Regions from separate parts of the Homo sapiens genome. Here region 1 is linked to region 2. Evidence: read pairs that join two places in POLR2A ChIA-PET (ENCODE). Cell type or tissue: PC-3. All regions are shown on one strand. Links, peaks and the distances in the headings refer to the core of each region. The heading gives the core; the rest is flanking DNA.

What was found. ChIA-PET counts read pairs that join two places held together with the same protein. Peaks named below come from ENCODE experiments on the same cell type or tissue, not always from the same donor. Only the 100,000 strongest peaks of a DNase experiment are listed, where the experiment ranks them.
Region 1: POLR2A ChIA-PET joins it to region 2 with 15 read pairs; 2 of 35 experiments call an interaction of 5 or more read pairs at or near these places.

The regions. Positions count from the first base shown.
Region 1 is chr10:73,136,925-73,142,306 of GRCh38, reverse strand. It overlaps ECD (ecdysoneless cell cycle regulator), which reads left to right. Exons shown (of 14, transcript NM_007265.3): 10 at 2,570-2,676; 11 at 2,812-2,998; 12 at 4,237-4,304. Among named protein-coding and RNA genes, the nearest start is that of SNORA11F, 13 kb to the right of the region's middle. In PC-3, for the core only: no CTCF peak of the experiment used is centred there; no DNase peak of the experiment used is centred there.
Region 2 is chr10:72,940,246-72,945,627 of GRCh38, reverse strand. It overlaps PLA2G12B (phospholipase A2 group XIIB), which reads left to right. Exons shown (of 4, transcript NM_032562.5): 2 at 2,888-2,976; 3 at 4,294-4,459. It overlaps LOC124902451 (a long non-coding RNA gene), which reads right to left and starts at 3,482. Exons shown (of 3, transcript XR_007062191.1): 1 at 2,997-3,482; 2 at 44-282. In PC-3, for the core only: no CTCF peak of the experiment used is centred there; no DNase peak of the experiment used is centred there; H3K27me3 peaks cover 3,315 bases.

The DNA of each region.
Region 1 (5,382 bases), core at 286-5,285, 200 kb before region 2:
CCGGGCACAGTGGCTCACACCTGTAATCCCAGCACTTTGGGAGACCGAGATGGGTGAATCACCTGAGGTCAGGAGTTTGAGACCAACCTGGCCAACATGGTGAAACCCCATCTCTACTACAAATACAAAAAATTAGCCGGATGAGGTGGTGGGCACCTGTAATCCCAGCTACTCAAATTAAAAATAAATAAATAGCCAGGCACAGTGGCTAATGCCTGTAATCCCAGCTACTTGCTGAGATAGGAAGATTGCTTGATCCCAAGAGTCAAGGCTGCAGTGAGCTGTGATCATGCCACGCACTCTAGCCTAGGCGACAGAGTGAGACCCTGTCTTAGAAAAAGAAAAAAAAGAAACTATGCACAGAGATACTTATGTGTTGAGTGAGTGACATAATGGTGACATGATTTGTTACATAAATTGATGGCACCCTGTCTGAACTATTAAGAATGGATCAAATCAAGTTGTATAAAGGACTTGCTTTAATTGGATAAACATTTGCATACCTTGCAAAATCACGTAGGTGATGGGGAACTGTCTCTACTCTGTATTATTAATATGTAAACGTTACTAGGAGAGAGAATAAACCAAATAATCATAACAAAAGGCAAAATAAAAATCATTCTGGAATATCAAATGCTAAAGAGAGTCATAGTGAGAAGGTAATAAACTTTCACTAAGGTTGAAGCAGAGATGTTAAAAAAAGAAAGATAATGGAAGGCTTCAGGGAGGAGGTATTTGAGTTAAGTCTTAAAGAATGAGGATTTTTTTTCTTTTTATGGAGTCTCTTTTTTTTTTGAGACGGAGTCTTGCTCTGTGCCCAGGTTGGAGGTGCAGTGGCGCGATCCTGGCTTACTGCAAGCTCCACCTCCTGGGTTCACGCCATTCATCTGCCTCAGCCTCCTGAGTACCTGGGACAACAGGTACCCACCACCACGCCCAGCTAATTTTTTTTTTTTTTTTTTTTTTTAGTAGAGACGGGGTTTCACTGTGTTAGCCAGGATGGTCTCGATCTCCTGACCTCGTGATCCGCCCGCCTTGGCCTCCCAAAGTGCTGGGATTACAGGCGTGAGCCACCGCACCCGGCCAACGGAGTCTCGCTCTTGTCGCCCAGCCTGGAGTGCAATGGCACAATCCTGGCTCACTGCAACCTCCGCCTCCTGGGTAATACAGACTTTGCAAAAGTTAAAGAACTTCCCTGGGTTCTGGTTTTCTCATCTGTAAAACAGGATTATTACCTTCTATAATAGTAACAAAAGGACTCAATAAGAAAATGTATTTAAAGTGTTAGCATAGCATTTAATACATGCTAGATAAATTTTAATTGATGCTTTCCTTCTGGATCTTCTTTTCCTCGTATATAAAATATATATTATATGTATATTTTTATGTATTTTTAGTACGTGTTTTATATGTATATGTACTATTAACATAATACAACTGTATGTACATATATATACATATATAGAGAGAGACCCTGTCTCTGCATGTATGTATAGAAAGAATTATACGAGATCAGTGGCTTCATAATGATGTTCCATGGAGCCTGCTTCAGAGCCAAAAAGGAAGGCCAATTGTGTAGATCTCTGAGCTTCTATCCTCCAATTTATTTATTTTTATTTTATTTTATTTTATTTATTTATTGAGATGGAGTCTTGCTCAGTCGCCCATGCTGGGGCAGCTCACTGCAACCTCCACCTCCCGGGTTCAAGCAATTCTCCTGCCTCAGCCTCCCGAGTAGCTGGGATTACAGGCACGTGCCACAATGCCCAGCTAATTTTTGTATTTTTAGTAGAGACGGGGTTTCACCATGTTGGCCAAGTGAACTCCTGACCTCAAGTGATCTCCCCGCCTTGGCCTCCCAAAGTGCTGGGATTACAGGCATGAGCCACTGTGCCTGGCCTATCCTCCACTTTAATGAAGGCCATTTTTCTTTGACCCCTTCTGTATTTTAGAGTTCCTGGTAAAAGTTTTGTTTGAGAAAAAGGGATCTGCAACCTAAAAATATGCTTAAAAACAAATTAGAAGGCTGGGTGCGGTGGCTCATGTCTGTAATCCCAGCACTTTGGGAGGCCAAGGCAGGGGGATTATGAGGTCAGGAGTTCGAGACCAACCTGGCCAATATGGTGAAACCCCATCTTTACTAAAAATACAAAAATTAGCTGGGTGTGGTGGCGCATGCCTGTAGTCTCAGCTACTTGGGAGGTTGAGGCAGGAGAATCTCTTCAACCTGGGAGGCGGAGGTTGTGGTGAGCCGAGGTCGCGCCACTGCACACCAGCCTGGGCGACAGAGTGAAACTCTGTTAAAAACAAACAAACAAATTAGAGCCAGGTGTTTTGGCATGTACTTGTAGTGCTGGCTACTTGGGAGGATGAAGTGGGAGGATCATTTGAACCCAGGAGTTCGAGTCCATTCTGGGCAACAATGAAACCCCATCTCTTAAAAAAAAAAAAAAAAAACACTCCCCAAATTAGACTAGCTAATCCCTTCCAACCTTAAAATACTATGTATTTATGATTACTATTCTATGTTCTCTTATGAAGAAATACTCATGTTTTTTATTTTTCATAGTTCTCTTGCTATGAGCCCTGGTGAAGAAATCTTAACCTTATTACAGACAATACCATTTGATATAGAAGACCTTAAGAAAGAAGCAGCTAATCTTCCCCCAGAGGATGGTAAGTGATGGACCAGGATACAGTGGAAGGGTTAAAAAAAAAAAATTAAAATGTTCTACTCAGTCTCACAGGATCCTCTCCTAAGAGGACTTATGTGAATGTAGAATGGCAGTATTATGCTTTCTTCTTTTTCAGATGACCAGTGGTTAGATCTCTCACCAGATCAGCTGGACCAGCTGCTGCAGGAAGCTGTTGGCAAAAAAGAATCCGAGTCTGTTTCCAAGGAGGAGAAGGAGCAGAACTATGACTTAACTGAAGTCTCAGAGAGCATGAAAGCTTTCATATCCAAAGTCTCAACCCACAAGGGAGCAGAGCTGCCTCGGTAATTTGTGTTAAAGTATAAATATATAAATAGCTAGAACCCAAATGTTGAAGTCATAGTCATTGCCATTTCCACTTTTTTTTTTTTTTTTTGAGTAAATGAGTTGTACTGCTTGCTTTCTTTTTTGTGCCTAGTATAGTGATAACTTACTTATTTGAAGTCAGATTTCTAGAAGCCTCATCCTTTGCAATCCTTGAAATAAGCCAGAAAGATCACCCTAAAAACCATCATCCAGAACCACACAGGGAAACCATATACTTTACTCTTTAGTAGCTTTATGGGCTCAACATTTAACTTTCAACAAGTTCAGACCTCTGATCTCCCACCCTGCAAGCAGATTGGATACTGAAAAAGGAATTCATCAGAGGCAGAAATAATAACAGAAATATGAAACTACATTTGGCAAATAACAGGAAAAACAGGTAGATAGAATTATTACTTGTAGGCTGGGCGCGGTGGCTCATGCCTGTAATCCCAGTACTTTGGGAGACCGAGGCAGGCAGATCACGAAGTCAGGAGTTCAAAACCAGCCTGGCCAGCATGGTGAAACCCTATCTCTACTAAAAATACAAAAATTAGCCGGGTATGGTGGCGCACGCCTATAATCCCAGCTACTTGAAAGGCTGAGGCAGGAGAATCGCTTGACCCCGGAAGGCAGAGGTTGCAGTGAGCTGGGATCGTGCCACTGCACCGCAGCCTGGGTGACAGAGCAAGACTCCGTCTCAAAAAAAAAACAAAACAAAAAAAACTGTTACTTGTGTATCAAATATATCATTATTAGTGTTGATGCTCTTGAACCTGATGAAAGATATAAATTTATATTTGGTATTCTCTCTTTAAGAAAGCAGGGATAAGGGAAGATATGTTCTTGTTTATTTTTTAAGCTTTAGTTCTTAAAAGAACAGGCTTTATTTAAATTAACTCAAATAAATAATGGTTTTGCTAATGCTAGATATCTTATTGGGGCTAGAGAGTGGGTAGGTCCCTAAATCAGCATAAGCTAAATGTACATAAACAAGATGCAATTTTTACTTTTCATTTATCAGACTTTCCCATTTCTGTTGTCCTGCAAGGCCAGTAAACTCAAGGATTTTTAAAACTTAAACTACAACTTTTCTTGCTGTGCCTCCTTAGAAATTCTATCTTTGGTAGCTTTCCTAAGAATGGCACCACTTTAGAAAAGTTTCAAAGAGTTGTATTTAGAATAAATTAATTGTCTTTGTCCTTTAATATTGCAGAGAACCTTCTGAGGCTCCAATCACTTTTGATGCAGATTCTTTTCTTAATTATTTTGATAAGATTTTAGGTAAGTAGTGGTGTGATGTTGACTTTCATTTTGAAACTGTTAGTAGTATGGCTGTTGCTAGAGCATTGGTTTATGAGATATCTCAGAAGCCAAAATGTTTGCTTTCTCTTCCTGGTTTGAGTTGCTTTCAACCATGAATTACTACCCATGAATAATTTTGTAGAGGCTGCCTAGCTTAGTGTTTGACATATATAGTAGCTGCTCATTAATTTTTTTTTTTTTTTTTTGAGACAGTGTCTCGCTCTGTTGCCCAGGCTGGAGTGCAGTGGCACGATCTCGGCTCACTGCAAGCTCCGCCTCCTGGGTTCATGCCATTCTTCTGCCTCAGCCTCCTGAGTAACTGGGACTACAGGCGCCTGCCACCACACCCAGCTAATTTTTTTGTATTTTTAGTAGAGACGGGGTTTCACCGTGTTAGCCAGGATGGTCTCGATCTCCTGACCTCATGATCCGCCCATCTCAGCCTACCAAAGTGCTGGGATTACAGGCGTGAGCCACCGTGCCCGGCCTCATTAAATATTTGAGAGTGACTGAATGCTGTGTGTTTAAATAGGGTTTTACCTTGGCTCCCATATTATATTGTTCTTTTTTGGAATTACTGTACTTACAAATCAGTAATAAAAAGATAACTCAAAAAATAATTATAATATGTATATATGTACAGAACTGCAGAGAGAAAGATTGGGATACCCGGAAACTGCTAAAAGATGCTTACCTCTGGGGAGAGAGTGAGATTGGAGACAATACTTGTATGGCTTGAATGTTTACATCAAAATGTATTCATTTATTAGGTATTTTTAAAAATTTTTTAAGAAAAATATTTTAATTAATTGAATTCACTTTTTTTTAAGCTAAATCTTTTGATTCAGCTTGTACGCTTTTCCACAACATTAAATGCACACATATCTGCCAGCATTACCATTTGTAGAAGGGATTTTTGTGAAGTAGACTGACTGTGTGTATTAGTCTTTTTCTGTGGGTAACATTCTAATTATTTTGAGATGTGTAGTAACTAAATAATAATAATAATAATAATAATAATAATAATTACTAAGTGGCTCTTTCTTTCTTGGGATCT
Region 2 (5,382 bases), core at 281-5,280:
TATATTATTGAGCAAAAAGGTACCTCGAAACTCAGCAGCTTACAATAGCAAAGATTATATCACACACTTGCTGAGGGTCAGGGATCCTGGAGTGGCTTTGCTGGGCGATTCTGGCTCAGTTTCTCATAAAGTTGAGGTCATGCTGCCCAGCTGATGCTGCCATCTCTGGAGATTCAGCTGGGGCTGGAGGATCTCTTGTTAAATTCATGTGGCTATTGGCAGGAGGTTTTAGTTCTTTGCCGCATGGGTCTTTCTATGGGACTGTTCATGACATAACTTCCCCTAGAGTGAACGGTGAGAGAGAGGGAGAGTAAGAGAGCCCAAGACAGAAATCATGGTCTTTTATAGCTTAATCTTAGGAGGAACACACCTCCACTTCTGCAGTATTCTCTGGGTCACACAGACCACTCCTGGGACTATATACAAGGAGGTGAATACCAGGAGGTGGGGATCATTGGAAGTCATCTTGGACCACAATCTTATAACCACATGTATCACAGCAACAAATACCCAAACTGTGGCAGAAACTGCTTAGTGTCCCCTAATATCCATTCTTCCCCTTTTCTACAGTATAAAGCCCCTCCTTCCACGTTTTAGCTGGGCTCATGGCTGCCCACTTCATTTCCTAGCCCACCTTGGCAACCAGATTTTGCCATTTGATTAAGGTCTGGCCAGAGGGAAGTATGAGGAAGTGACGTGTATAACATTCTGGAGTGTGTTTACTGAAGAGAGGGGCTGGACCCTTCCAACTCCTGCCATCCTGCTACAGGTAATATGGATGTGTTGGCTGAAATGCCATCTTAGACCATGAGAGCCAGGGCTACACTCCAGGGCTGGTAGAGCAGAAAGCTAGAAGCAGCCTGGGTTCCAGGAAAGTGCAGATTTACTATACCAGAGGCATGAGTCTTAGCTCTGGATTTTTATGAGATATTCTATCTTGTTTAAGGATCTGAATAATATAGGTATATAGAAAGTATAATATACAATATGGAGAAAATTGCAGTGCTCTGTTGAATGACATACAGAAAGACCTAAGTAAATAGAGAACTATACCGTGTCCATATTTGGGAAGACTGAGTATCCTAAGAAAGGCAGTTGTCTCCAAATCTATACATTCAATGGATTTTTCAATCAAATTCTTGGCCATTTTTCTTGTAGAATTTACTAAGTTGATTCTACAAATTCAAAAAAATTGCAAAATTCTTTGTGAGAGTAAAGGTCCAAGAATAATCAAGACAATTTTGCAGAATGATACGAAGTGAGGGCTTTAAAACATAAACTTAGTATCTAAAAATTAAAACAGAATGATGAGTGCAAAGAGGCTTCAACTGCACCTGAACCTGTACTTGAACTGTCACATTTAATTAAAAAAAATTTATAGCAAGTTTGGCAAATGTTAACATTTATTATGTTTGTGCATTTGGTACATGGCTGTTTGTTTCTCTGACTTTTCAACAGTTTTGAAATATTTCATGATATAAAATAATTAAAAATAAATACCTGGTAGGAGAAGAAGGAAGGAAGGAGAAAGAAAGAAAGAAGAAAAGCAGAAGAAGAAAAGGAGGAAGGAAGGAAAGAAGGTGGGAAGGAAGGAAGAAAGGAAGAAAGGAAGGAAGGAAGAAAGAAAAAGAAAGAAAGGAAGAAAGAAAAAGAAAGAAAGAAAAGAAAGAAAGAAACTGTCATATGCCTTACTCTAAGGATTAATTATTCTTAGCACATTTCCCCAGTCTTACACTAGGGTCTTGTATCTCCTAAAAAGAGGCAGATATGTGGTGAAGGAGCATAGGCTTTGGAGACAAACAGGAAATCTGACTTTATATCCTATTTCCCCCACTTTCTCTATGATGGTAGGCAAGTCATGCGACCTCTTAGCCCGAGTTTCTTATCTGGATAATGGGATAAAATACCCACTGCAGATGGCTGTCCTGAGGTCATCTCAGGTCAAGGTTATCTTTACCTGTGAGCACTGCCATTGATACAACTGATAAAGCTTCTCTCTACACATTTGAAAGATCTTAAAAAACAGAAATTCAAAGCTGTTCAGATCATTTCTGCTTAGTTCTATGAAAGAAATGCCTAAGATATCACATCAGGGTAATTTCTTTGCTCTTTACTCAATAATACTCTGTCTACGTTTATGGAATCTTGCTTGAATTTCCTGCAAGTTAAACCCTTTTGTGGTGCTGCTACAATTCGGATTCCTTAAGTGTACGATCAAGTTGTGTTCTGCTTGTTCTTTGAGTGGTGTGTGGTCTTGCAGTGAAGGAATGAGGAACCTTGAGTTTTAGTTGGGTTTTGCCATGGCCCTTATCTTCAATGTTATGCACTTAAAAAACATTAGAAATGTCAGTAAATAAGTGCTTATTGGGTGTGGTGGCTCACGCCTGTAATCCCAGCACTTTGGGAGGCCAAGGCGGGTGGATCACTTGAGGTCAGGAGTTCGAGACCAACCTAGCCAACATGGTGAAACCCTGTCTCTACTAAAAATACAAAAATTAGCTGGGCGTGGTGACACATGCCTGTAATCCCAGCTACTCGGGAGGCTGAGGCAGGAGAATTGCTTGAACCCAGGAGGTGGAGGTTGCAGTGAGCCAAGATCACACCACTGCACTCCAGCCTGGGCAACAGAGAGGGACCCTGTCTCAAAAAAAAAAAAAAAGTGCTCATGAAATTTTTTGAGATTAGGGGAAAAAGTCAAAGTGGTTTGAAAGTCATTATTCTTCTGTGACATCATCATCATCATCATCACCTGATTTGGATGTGAGGAACAGTGACTTTTAAAGAAAAAGTGAAATATGCTTTTAGAAAATTTTCATTTGATGAATGTTCCCAAATGCTTGATTTCTAAATATTTCTTCTTGCTTCTTTCCTTTCTTCCTCCTGCAAGGAAAGGCACCAATGCCCAGACCTGGCTACAAGCCCCAAGAGCCCAATGGCTGCGGCTCCTATTTCCTGGGTCTCAAGGTACCAGAAAGTGTATGTACTGCCAGCATTACCTTCTTGGTTGGTTGGTTTTGACTGAGAGCAATCCTAGAGTTATCCTTGATGGAAGTGATTATTTCTGGAAAAAAGTTGAAGAATACAATTAAGTATTTTAAATTGGATATGAGGGAGAGAATTTTTAAAGAAGATATCTGATTTCCTTTTCTCAGGGACAGCTGTCCCTCAGATAAGCCCTTGGTAGTGGATCAGAACTTTGAAATCACCACTGAAAATGTCAGCTGAGGCTTAGGGCATCATGACATAACTTAATTTGAGATAGATCTGACAGGTTTGACTTATTGAAATTAGTGAACCATTCCAGTGATGTGCTAGAGCCAGCTGGTGCTGGCCAGTGAGAGCTGATTGTTACATATTGTCATGACTTTTGCAAGCAGCTGACTTCATGTTAGTAGTGCCAAATTGGCTATGTTTGGAGAGCTGACATCATAGAAATCTGCACACACACACACACACACACACACACACACACACACACCCGACGCCCTGCTAATTTTTGTATTTTTAGTAGAAATGGGGTTTCACCATGTTGGCCAGAGTGGTCTCGAACTCCTGACCTCAAGTGATCCACCCACCTTGGCCTCCCAAAGTGCTGGGATTACAGTCGTGAGCCACCGTACCCAGACACGTGGCATTTTATGAACTTAGTGACACAGTTTATGCCACTACATTTACAGTTGTTTATAGGATGCTTAGTAATGATGGGTGTGTGTGAGATGTTGTGGTTTGACCACAGTCCTCTTGTGATCAGGAGCTGTGTGTTCTATACCCACTCTACTTTCCAACACACACACCCACACACACACACACACACGCACACCCTTAAAATAGTGCTGTCTGGGATGCTGGTGATCTTTTGATGAACGGAGGCTGAATTTTTTTTTATACTTCTTAGCCGTAGAATCCTTTGCTCACACAAAATCTCATATGGGACTGTTAAGTGTTAATTAAATTTAGAAGCCCTATGGTTCTGCTCTCTTGACTACCCTTCTGGTCTCTATTTTCATTACTGTAAGCTGCCTCTGAATTTTAAAATTACTAACATCTGAAAAAACAAAAGGTGAAAAATGGCCAGAATCACTTACTGAACTAATAACTAAGTAACAATGAACACTTGTAATCCTGTGACTGTTGGTATTCTACTGAGTCATTGGTGTTTCTGAATTGATCGGGATATGCAACAGAAATGTGAGAACCAGCTAGTTAATAACAAGGTGGGCAAGGTTGCCTAAGGTCCTTAGTCTAAACGTGGCATTTCTTCCCCTTCTTTTCCCTTCCTTCACTTTTCCCCAGATGGACTTGGGCATTCCAGCAATGACAAAGTGCTGCAACCAGCTGGATGTCTGTTATGACACTTGCGGTGCCAACAAATATCGCTGTGATGCAAAATTCCGATGGTGTCTCCACTCGATCTGCTCTGACCTTAAGCGGAGTCTGGGCTTTGTCTCCAAAGTGGAAGGTAGGTGTCTCAATGGCACGTACAGTGCACAGGGAGGTTTGTTCCTGTTTTCACACCGAGATATAGCCAGAACCCCTTGACTCGAAGAGATCATCAGAGCTCACTGAATATTCTTTATGGAACACTGTGGCTGAGCAAGAAATGGTGAAGGAAAGATTCTGGGCACTCCTTCACTCAAGTTCTTGCTGTCCTGCCCGCGAGCTGCTGGCACCACTCCTGAAGGTAAAAGACTACACCAAAGTCTTCCCAGAAAAATAAAAATCTATCATTTAAGGCTGGAGAAGGAATTGCCCAACTGGCTTGGATTATCCATTCCACTGTTAAATAATTTTCCATATCAGGAATTATTCCTTATAGGACCACTTGGTTTGGCTTAAGTTTTTTTTTTTTGTAATTTTGTTTTCAGTCAGGGTAGGAGTTCAAAAAACCTTTTCTGCATAAAGGTCTCTATATACTTGAGGATAATTATTTTATTTAAATTAAAAAAAATTTTTTTTGAGACAGAATCTCACTCTGTTGCCCAGGCTGGAGTGTAGTGGTGGGATCTCAGCTCACTACAACCTCTGCTTTCCGGGTTCAAGCGATTCCTGTGCCTCAGCCTCCCACGTAGCTGGGATTACAGGCACCCGCCGCCATGCCCAGCTGATTTTTGTATTTTTAGTAGAGATGGGGTTGCCCATGTTGCCCGCCTCAGCCTCCCAAAGTGCTGGGATTATAGGTGTGAGCCACCGCGCCCAGCAAGGATAGTTATTTTAAACAACTGCTTTGCTACCTAGATTCTAGCACCGACTCTATAATTTCTTTTTCCTAATTTACTTAGGAAAAGTTTTTACTGTCTCAGTTTCTGAAGCCAGGATATTGTATCCAGGTATGAATTAGCATTTTCTATTTTTAGATGGTAAGAGTTGAAATGTAGGCTGATA